Linked DNA regions of Mus musculus: region 2 is linked to region 1. The links are chromatin contacts, found by Hi-C in ENCODE. All regions are on one chromosome and are shown on one strand. The core of a region is the stretch at or near the end of the contact, and the rest is flanking DNA. Distances in the headings are between cores, read along the strand shown.

What was found. Hi-C counts contacts between places; a loop is a spot of excess contacts on that map.
Region 2: a loop to region 1 is called in a map of left cerebral cortex, with 2.5 times the contacts of the local background. The contact joins the promoter of Rffl here to the promoter of Tmem132e in region 1. A Hi-C loop is called at or near these places in 3 of 37 maps with a recorded cell type or tissue (left cerebral cortex and regulatory T cell).

The regions. Positions count from the first base shown.
Region 1 is chr11:82,386,903-82,391,741 of GRCm38, forward strand. It overlaps Tmem132e (transmembrane protein 132E), which reads left to right and starts at 1,998. Exons shown (of 9, transcript NM_001304439.1): 1 at 1,998-2,211. The coding sequence starts at 2,145. Gm38577 (a long non-coding RNA gene) reads right to left here and starts at 538. Exons shown (of 3, transcript XR_880073.3): 1 at 54-538.
Region 2 is chr11:82,869,085-82,873,923 of GRCm38, forward strand. Rffl (ring finger and FYVE like domain containing protein) reads right to left here and starts at 2,126. Exons shown (of 7, transcript NM_001007465.3): 1 at 1,924-2,126. It overlaps Rad51d (RAD51 paralog D), which reads right to left. Exons shown (of 10, transcript NM_011235.4): 10 at 3,979-4,839.

The DNA of each region.
Region 1 (4,839 bases), core at 748-3,247:
GTAGGCAGAGGCAAGTCTCTCCTCGGCCTCCAGCGGCGCCCCTTGCCTCTTACCCGAGGAGCTCCAACCAGAGGAGCTGGGCGCGGCAGCTTGTCTGATTCCCACCGGGTGCCCTGCAGACCCAGGAGGACTCAGAGGCTGTGGGAGGCTGCCCCCTACCCGCGCCTCGGATAGAACCACCGAAAACATCTCCGGCACCCTGCGGGGAGCTGGCATTCCCTGAAAAGGGACCTCGGTCGGCTTCGGCTGTGGCGTCTGCTCAGGAGAACCGCAGTCGCAGCAGCCGACCGACCCCTCTCGGATCGCACCAACCTTAATCTCAGAGGGGGAAAAAAATTAAATGTAAAGCGGAGTAGAACTGAACGGCGAGGCCAGCCCTGGGCCGGCTCTCATTAAGGAGCCGCGCGCGCCCCCAGGCTGGGAATGCGGAATGGACACGTGGACAGACAGGGGAGCCGGGGGAGGGGGAAGTCTCCGTGGCGCGCGAGCCGTGGGCTGCGCGCTCCGGGGCCACGTGATCACGGGGAATCTGGGAGGGGAGGGAGGAAAAGGGAGCGAGCGCGCCAAGCTGGGCGCCCGCCCGCTACGGTCCTGGTGGGCGCTGGATGCCGGACCGAGGAGGAGGGCAGCGAGCATCAGTGTGTGTGTGTGTCTTTCTTCAACCATTTACCGAGGAGCGCCGTGGAGGTGGCAGCGACTGCTTCGGTCAACTGTGGCTCCCCCGCCTCTTTTTTTTTTCCTCTGGTCCTTGATTCTTCTTCTTCCCCAACCCCACGTCCAAGGAGAGCTGGACCCCTATCGGCATCTCTATCTTTTCTAGGCCGCCTAGGTACCCGCTGCTGCCTCTCCGGCCAGGGGCTGCGCAGGTGCGGTTGCCTTAGCCCACTGGCCGCGCTCCCGCTTCTTGCCACCCGTAGCTGGGACTGGAGCGGCGATCTACTCGCCCAGACTGACTCCGAAAGAGCGACAGCCTGTGCCCTGCCGCACCGAGGCAACGGGCGAGCGGGTGTCCAGGGGCAAGGCGGGGGTGATGGGTAGGACGAGGGATCGGAGACTGTGAACCTCGGAAAAGTTCAAGGTTTGTGTAGGTTCCCCCGGGAAAGCGAGGAGAGGTGTGAGGCGGGGCAAGGTACCCCTGTGCTGAGACAGCGACACCCTACCGGAGAGGAAAGAAAAGGGTAGCCGGTGCTGCCGAGGGCTGACCACCCCATCTCTCATCCTACAACGCTTACGGGCTGGATACTGGAGGAGACGCTCTGGGAAGAAACGGCTCGAGCTGGGGCGCCTTAGCTGGCGCTTCCGCTCCTTCGCTTCTCCTAGCTTCATCTCCATGGGGCAGCGAGTGCCTAGAGCTCCACCCTTGCTCCAGCCACCGAACCCCAGCCTGGCCAGGCGGCGCCGAGTTGGCCTGTGCTAGCGCAGACCCCGGTCGAGACTGGAGAGAGTGCTGGAGTCCAAGACCGAGCACTGCGAAGGGACAAACATCTGGTCCCCCACCTCAGACGTTTCGTCTGGGCGTCGCCTAGGGTGGTGGCGACCCGCGTCGCCTGTCTCATCCCTGCAAGGAAACTTTTCCTTCCCCGGATGGATTAAAGTTGCCTGGATTTTCTCTCTTTGCGAAAGAAATCATCCGTTTCCTCCCGACCTGGGATTTTCCCTACTGCTGCAGGGCGCTTGGGAGAGGAAGAAAGCCGCGCTGTGCATGTGGGGTTACCACCGAAACCGAGGCGATTCGAGTTCGCGTTGGGGTTCTGTACCTACGAGCGAGTACGGATCTGAGCGGCGCGGCGAGGCCAGGGGCTTCGGCACGCGGCCCTCGGCAGCCACCGGGACGTTGGTGGCCACCGGGCCCTGGGACCGCACGTGCGGCTCCCCCCTCTCCTCGCAGATCCTGCAGGGGGCACCAGCCCGGGGAGGTGGAGACTCCTCCCGCCCCGAGCTGCGCCCCCGCCGGCTCCGAGGGTGTAGCCGGTGGTGCCCGGGACGCCCCTCCCCTCAAAGTGTCCCCGAATTGCGCTTTCTGGCCCCCGAAGCCTCAACAGACACAGCTGGGCGCCAGTGAGTTGGAGGCGACCGAGCCCAGCCTGAGACCAATTCGCCGTGGATCTCTACACCCTCGGACCCCTCCTGCCCCCGCTTCGGCCATGGCCCCAGGGATGTCGGGCCGCCGCGGCGCCGCCCTACTCTGCCTCTCTGTGCTGCTCGCCCACGGTAAGTGTCGCGGCGCAGACTCGGGGTGAAGATGCGGCGGGCGCCCCTGGAGGGGGCGCAGAGAGAACCGAAGGAAGGAGCACCTCATCCCAGTGTTCCCCTGGACTCTCCGCCGTCGCTACCAGCACGGTTCCCGGCTGCAGCGGGAGTCCGCTGAGGGGACCGAGGTCGGTCCAGGGGAGATTGGGGCGGGGGGGGGGTAGATTCCTCGGTCTCAGAGTTAGAATTCAGGGAAAAACCCGAGACCCTGGGGGCGTGTCAGCTCACGGATATCTAGAGGGGTGCGAGAGATCAGCTAGGTCGAGTCTCGGGTACCCGGCCGCAGCTCCCCATGCAGCGCGAGGGGCTGGGGACCACTGGGACCGGCGAGATCGCGGCTTCCGGGCCCGGCGCGCAGGCGGGTGCGGGCCGTGCCGCCGGCTGTCTGGCTTCCTGCGGCGGGCCTAGGACAGGGACGCGCACGGTTGGGGCCCGGGAGGCTTGTGAGCAGCATCTCAATGGCCGGCCGGCTCGCAGAGCAAGTCGGGCGGGGGTCTGGGCAGCGGGCGCGGGCCGGGAGACTGGCGGCGCGCGAAGGCAGCGGGGCCGCGCTCCAGCGTTCTGCAATCTGTTGCGTCTGCTCCCCAGGCTCGCCCTGGGCTCTGGGCTCTGCCGGAAAGGGGTGACGGAGGGAGGAACCCGGGGATGGTGCGCCCCAGCAGTGAGATGGGGGATATGAAGGTTGGAGGCAGGGGGTAGTAGGACAACCTCCCCCACCCAGAGTGGGAACTCAAGATGAGCCAGGAGGGCGCTGCGGCGGGCTTCCGCAAGCTGGAGATGCTCCAGGAGGAGAGGGGCGCAAACCTAAACGAGAGAAAGGGAGCTGTGGAAGCAAGGGGGCAGGGGCGGCGGGGAAGCGGCCCTCTGCTGCGCCCAAGTGAAACCAGCTGACCCGGGACAATTCCCCAACCAGCAAAGGACTAGCTAGGGATATAAGACTCTGATGCCCCACTCCCGAGAGGGTGAGCCAAGGACAGAATTGGAGAAGGCCTTAGTGGAGCGAGCCATCTGGATGTTTGAGAGAACCGTCCGTTTGTAGTGGTCAGCTTTTGCCCGAATCTGTGCAGTCCCTGGCAGCCTGATTTGAGTGTGCTGTGAACCTCCCCACGGTCTCTTAATTCGTTTTTGCTCCGCAACGAACCCCCCTCCGCGCCCCTCGCCCCGAGTAGGGTGTATTTTCAAGGTTGAAAGAGTAAAGAGAAAGTGGTCTCAAGGAATCATAGGGCCCAAGAGCTAGGAGGCAGAAGGGAACAAGCTGAAGCTCCTCTGGGTGTCTGGGTTTCTCCTGCTGTGGAGTAAGCTGTTTTGCCTTTGGTTGGATTCCCTGGGGATTGCTTTTCTCTTGATTCTTCACGGGAGCAATGAGCAGGCATTGACCAGCAGGAATAAGGTATGGAGTTGTGACTAGGGATGCAGCCAGAGAGAAATCTTCATCCCGCCCCCCCCCCCAGGATGGTTGACAGTGGGTAAGGGTAAGACAGCTGTGTGGGGCTGGTGGAGTCCTAAAGCTCAGCCTAGCAGGCTTCTTGTCTAAGCATGGCTCTTGCCCTTGTTGGAGCTCCATTCCCAGGTCATTTTGGCCCTTGGGTAGCTCAGTTGCTGTCCCTAGGTCCCAGCTACTCACTAGCATACTCTCAGGCCCAGCCACAGATCTGTTCTTCCTGACCTGCCAGAACTGTCTGCTTCCCAAGTCTTTGCCCTAGGCAGGCCTTCTGGAGCGTCTTGCCAGCTGTGAGCCTTTTATCTAGGGCTCCCGGCTGTCCCTGGGCCTAGGGTGTCCCAGAGCACTGAGCAGGGACGGTCATCCATAACCTGTCCACACACACAATGCTAGCACCGTGCAGGCATGCTCAAGACAGAGGTACCGACTTGCGGAAGGAAGGATAGTGGAGGCAGTACCACTTTGTCCCCACTCCTAGCTCCCTTTCTAAGTCCTTCTCTGAGATCTAAAGTCCCTTTGTCAAGCCATAGCCCCAGTTCTACTCTCATCCCACAACAAGCGAGAGCAAAATGAGAGAAATACATCTCGTAAAAACAAATCAAACCTGAGCCTCAGGCCCTCATCCTGCAGGACCGACTGCCTAATGCTCCTCCTGCCAACCTCTCCCAGTTAGAGGAAGGTATGTGGACATATTGTCACTCATGCCAATTCTGAATAGGTTTTGTAGGCTGTTCTGAAATCCAGAAGTTGGGGGCAGGGGCTGCAATTTTTAATGCCTGCCAGGCCACTGAGGTAGCGGGTTTCTGACCACACAGCCAGACAGGAGACCAAGCAGCCTGGGCTGCTGTTTGACAGTGGCGCCATTGGGCCGGATGACCTTGGGTTGCCTTCCTAGCATCACGTCCCCATCTCCCCTCCCCCGAAGCCACAGCATGTGGTCTCTGATGCACCACTTCCCTCCTCATGGTCTGCCAGACTGTTGGGCAGAGCCCTTGTATGACCAGAGAGAGCCCCACACCCCTTGTGGGCCCAGCTCAGGGTGGGCAGAGTGAAGTGTCTGGTTATCTCCTGCCCTGTTCCCAGTCTTAAGGCTACCTCTGAAGAAGAGCTAAGAAGGTGGTTTTCTTGTATCTGTCTCTGGAGAGATG
Region 2 (4,839 bases), core at 876-3,375, 480 kb after region 1:
CAATGAAAATCCCTTTACCAGGCATTTCTATTACATGTTACTAAGTACTTAGGTCAATGGGCTTGGTGGATAGAAAGTTTGAAAACACTTAAGCCCTGGGCCTGGTGGCGCAGACCTTTTATCCCAGCACTTGGGAGGCAGAGGCAGGTGGATTTCTGAGTTCGAGGCCAGCCTGGTCTACAAAGTGAGTTCCAGGACAGCCAGGGCTACAGAGAAACACTGTCTCGAAAAAAACCTAAAAAGAAGAAAGAAAGAAAGAAAGAAAGAAAGAAAGAAAGAAAGAAAGAACTTAAGCTTTCTGAGAACAGCTTTCTCTTTTTTTGTTTTTATTTTAGCACTTGGTTAAATTGGTCAATTTGATGGATTTACAACCCTGGATCCCAGTGTAAAGAGTCAGGATCACAGCTAATCAATATAAGAACTTTTTTGTTTTTTGGTTGGATTTTCCAAGACAGGGTTTCTCTATAGCCCTGGCTGTCCTGGAACTCACTCTGTAGACCAGGCTGGCCTCAAAATCAGAAATCCGCCTGCCTCTGCCTCCCAAGTGCTGGGATTAAAGACGTGCGCCACCACTGCCCGGCCTAAGAAGTTTTAATGTACTGGGCTCTGTGATTAAACATTAAGGTGAGTGTGTATCCTCTGTTACATGGACATCTTTGAACACCATCAAGTTATTAATTAGCCCTGACACATCAATCTGCTACTGTCCTCCAATAAACCACAACTTTTTAACTGTACTCTGGAGTCCAGAATTAGCAAATATGAAATTTTACAAACAGTTGCTAACATTAGAAAGAATGGGGGGGGGGGGGAGAGGAGGGAAGGATAAGGAAGCTGCCACAAAGGAAATATACGGCCAGTTTTGGTCTTAGAACTCTACAAACTGCCCAGGACATAGTCCCCTTCCATTCCTAGAAAAATGCCACAGTATTCGAACAGCCTTGCCCACATTTCAGTATACTGAACTGTCAAGGCAAGAACCACCATGCAGCTCTCAAAAGTGGCGACAGGAAGTCTCTCGGTTCTCCAAGCCACCAGCCAAAACATACATAAGGAGGTTACTATTTTCTTGGAAGGCCACACGCATCCTGGGGTGTTTGTTCATGCGTCACTCTAGCCTTTAACCAGGGCACAGAGTGTGAGTTGTGGGTAAAACCCCATTTCCGAGCTAAGAATAATCTTCCCCGTGGTGGACTGAGAGGAATGTGGAAATCTTCCTCGATTACACAACAGCACCCCCCCACCCCCATGACAGCTTTAAAAAAAAAAAGAAAAAAGGAAGAAGTACGCTGCTGTTGTTTTTTTCTACCGGTCTTAAATCGGAGCTCAAACAGACGCCAGGAAAGGCTGTGGACTCCCCTGATCTACCCAGACTTCCCCATGCCCGGTCAAATGTCTCCTGGGCAGCCAGCTGGAGAGGGGCCCTACTTCCCTCTGAGTCTCGGCCAGGACCACACAGTGGCGACCTAACACACGTCGGGGACAGAGGTCGACTCCCAAGAGGCAGACAGCAGACTCTGGCAGGGAGGAGGGAGGAGGGGAGAGCAGCATCCCAAACTTCCCATCTAACCTCCAAACTCCGAATCTCCAGGGTCCTCCTGGTAGAGAGCCAGTGCCGCCAAAGCTCTGCCTCTGTAGACGGTTTTCTGTCCTACAGAAATGCATCCTTCCCCAGGACCTACCGGGTTCTTACGACACTTGGGTACAAGTTGAGGACACACGTCCCGGGTTACGGCGCACACAGACGAAATGCTTTGCGGCACTTTCATGGGACAGGTGTGGGGTGACCTGGCGGTGGGGAGTTCCTGGAAAGGGCTGCCCCACTCCCGGAGCGCAGCTGGATCCTCACACCCCCCGGAGCACAGCCTGAAGCACCGGATCCTCCAGCCCAACCCGCCACAGCCACAGCCACCGCCTCCTCACCTGCCGCGGACGCTGCCGGGCCACACCTGGGACGGCAGAGGCCAGATCCCGACCGCGGCCACTCAGGCAGCGGGGCTGCGGGGTCTGCGGCCGCCGCAACTCCACGCCTGAGGGGCGCCCGGGTGCCCGAACCACATCCTCACGGGCGGCCCCAGGAAGTCCACCCCCACTAACCCAGTCCCCCGCGGCTCGGCGTGGGCCCCGCCCGTCCAGCGTGCGGCCCCGCCCTCCCGGCTTGCGGCCCCGCCCTCCACCCCACCCCCGCGGGAGCGCACGCCCCCGCCACCATAGAGAGGAATCGGGCGCGCGGCGGTCTAGAGTGCAAGCCTCCGCGAGCGCCCTCTGTCGGAGCCCGGCTAGGTGTGGAGTCCCCAGTCTAGGCCGAGCCAACCAATCCCTTATGTGGTGATCTTGAGCAAGTCCCTTAAGATCACTAACTAGCTTTATAGTAAAGTTTGAATATTGAACCCTTGATTTCATGTTTCATCGTACCCGACAGATTTCCAGAACCCCAGACTCATCTAATTTATTAAGTTTCTTGGCGATATTAAAAGCCAATTCAGTGGGGCATCATAACCTGTCTTTTCCTCCTTGGATAAGCTACTTTCATGTTAGGAAGGTGGGGACACAGCTGAGAAAGGTTGCAGTACAATAAAAACGACTGCTAAGAAACCACCCAGCCATCGTTCATCACCCGTGCACCTTTTGGCAGGCACTTAACCTTTCCAATATCTTCCCCATCCCAGAAAGGCCGGTTGGGCCCGCACATTAAATGAGATAATGCACAAAGGCCTTAGTAAAGCATAAAACACCAGGGTAGCATAGGGGATCATTAGCCAGTGATCTAAGAAGATGCCTAGTCACGGAAGTCATATAAATGCTAATTCTTCTGGCTGGTGTCTAGTGACATCATTTTCTTATGCTTCAGGTTCCCATCAAAGACCTCTCAGAGTTTTCCTGAGCAATTTGTATTTTGATTTATTCAATATTTTGGTGCTTGGGATTTTTGTACATACTAGACAAGTGCTCTACCACAGTGCTACCCCTTGTATTTTAAAATAAAGACTATCAGAAGGGAACCAGAGCTAAAATATGTGCATCCGTACCAGACTCACTTTATAAGCCCTTTGCTATTTCCAGTTCTCAGAACACCCCAGCACGCTCTGTACTGTTATATGCTTGTTATCAACAAGGATCTACATTTTAAGTAATTTTCGAGCTTCCACACAGAGAAAAGCAGAACTCAGATGCAAAACTCTTTCTTTCTCCAACCTGGAGTGTACAGGGAGCCCCGCCTTCTAAGGACCCCTGGCACCTGAGTTGGATGTTCGCCCCTTGCCCCTTTCTCCTGCCTGCTTATTTCTGCAGCTTCGCTTTGCTGCAGTTCCCTATGAGCTCCGCTTCTCTCCGGACTTTTTCCTCCACAAAGGTGTATATCATTTTCTCCCTTCCCTTTCTGGTTTCCGTTCCTTTGACGCACCAACATTGTCCATCCTCTGATATTTCTGAAATGGGTCTGAGCGCCGTGCTGGAGACACAGGTTCTTCACCACACTGTCCATCTCTGGATATGAATGATAGCCACAGACATGTAATAGGTCCAAAACAGAAGTGAAAGGAGATCCAGACCTGCGATTTTTGTTGTTGTTGTTGTTAACTCACAACCAGAGTGCCCAGTTCTGAAAAGGAAGTGCACTTACCCCCCACCCCACCCCACCCCACCCCCAGTCGGACGATAATCAGGGCCTGAATTCATGGTATCCAACAGAAATCCTTTTTTCAGGGCCCTCTGGTCCATATTGTGGCTAAATCATCCGACTGCTGCTAAATAATGAGCAGCTTACTGGAGCGAGGCCTCGGACCCACACCCCTCCTTTCTCCACCTTAGGCGTTATCACCATCACAATTTTTCATCTTTATCGTGCCCTTCCGCAGAGGCATTCAATAATGTACCCATTGTGCGAGTAATCTGAAATCCTTTTCGGCGAGCAATAGTATTTAGTAGTAATAAAACACTAATTTGTCTACCAAGTGACATATTTATAGGAGCTGTTTCCTTTGACATATTTTTATTATTTCTACTCATTTGCTAAGTACTTTCCAATACATATTTATAAAGCACACGCCTTTCCCCAAACAGCACTGAAAAAATAAATCACATTATTTCTTTTATTAGTAGCAGCAAGGCTTCTAAGTCCTAGTGCCCTGATTTCTGTTACTTCTGGCAGGCGCCAGAAGAACTAATAGTGATGGAGCACCTACTATGTGCTAGTCTCTCTGTGAAAGGCACTTTGCATAAATCACCTACTTAACTCCCCTGAGATACACATTTTACCAATAAGGAAAATGTAACTCTGTATAACATAGATTTTTACCAGTAAAACAAACACATTATCTTGTCCAAGGGGACTCTGGCAGGAAGAGTGCAGCAAGGTACTAAACCTGGGTCTTTCCTTGATTCCAAAGTCCTAAATCACCAACCATGGGCCACTCTAACATCTCAGGATATGACTCTCCATAAAAATCAGCCAGACATCACGGCACACACACACACACACACACACACACACACACACACACACACACACACACACACACACACGTCAATATGTCAAGCTGTTGACAGCTGGTGAGGGCACACACCTTTAATCTCAGTACTTGGGAGTCAAGAATCCTACTCTTTTACAGAGAGATAGATGATAGGTAGATAGATAGATAAATAGAGGCATTAATGGTGAATGTTGTCTGTCTGTATGTGCGGAGCTGGTGTACTAGATATTAAAACCAGGACCTTAGACATGCTAGACAGTGCTTTACTACCTGACTGATACTATACCTTGCTCTTATTCAAAATAAGGGACTGGAAGGATGGCTCAGCTATTAAGTGCATTTGTTGATCTTGCAGAGTATCTGGGTT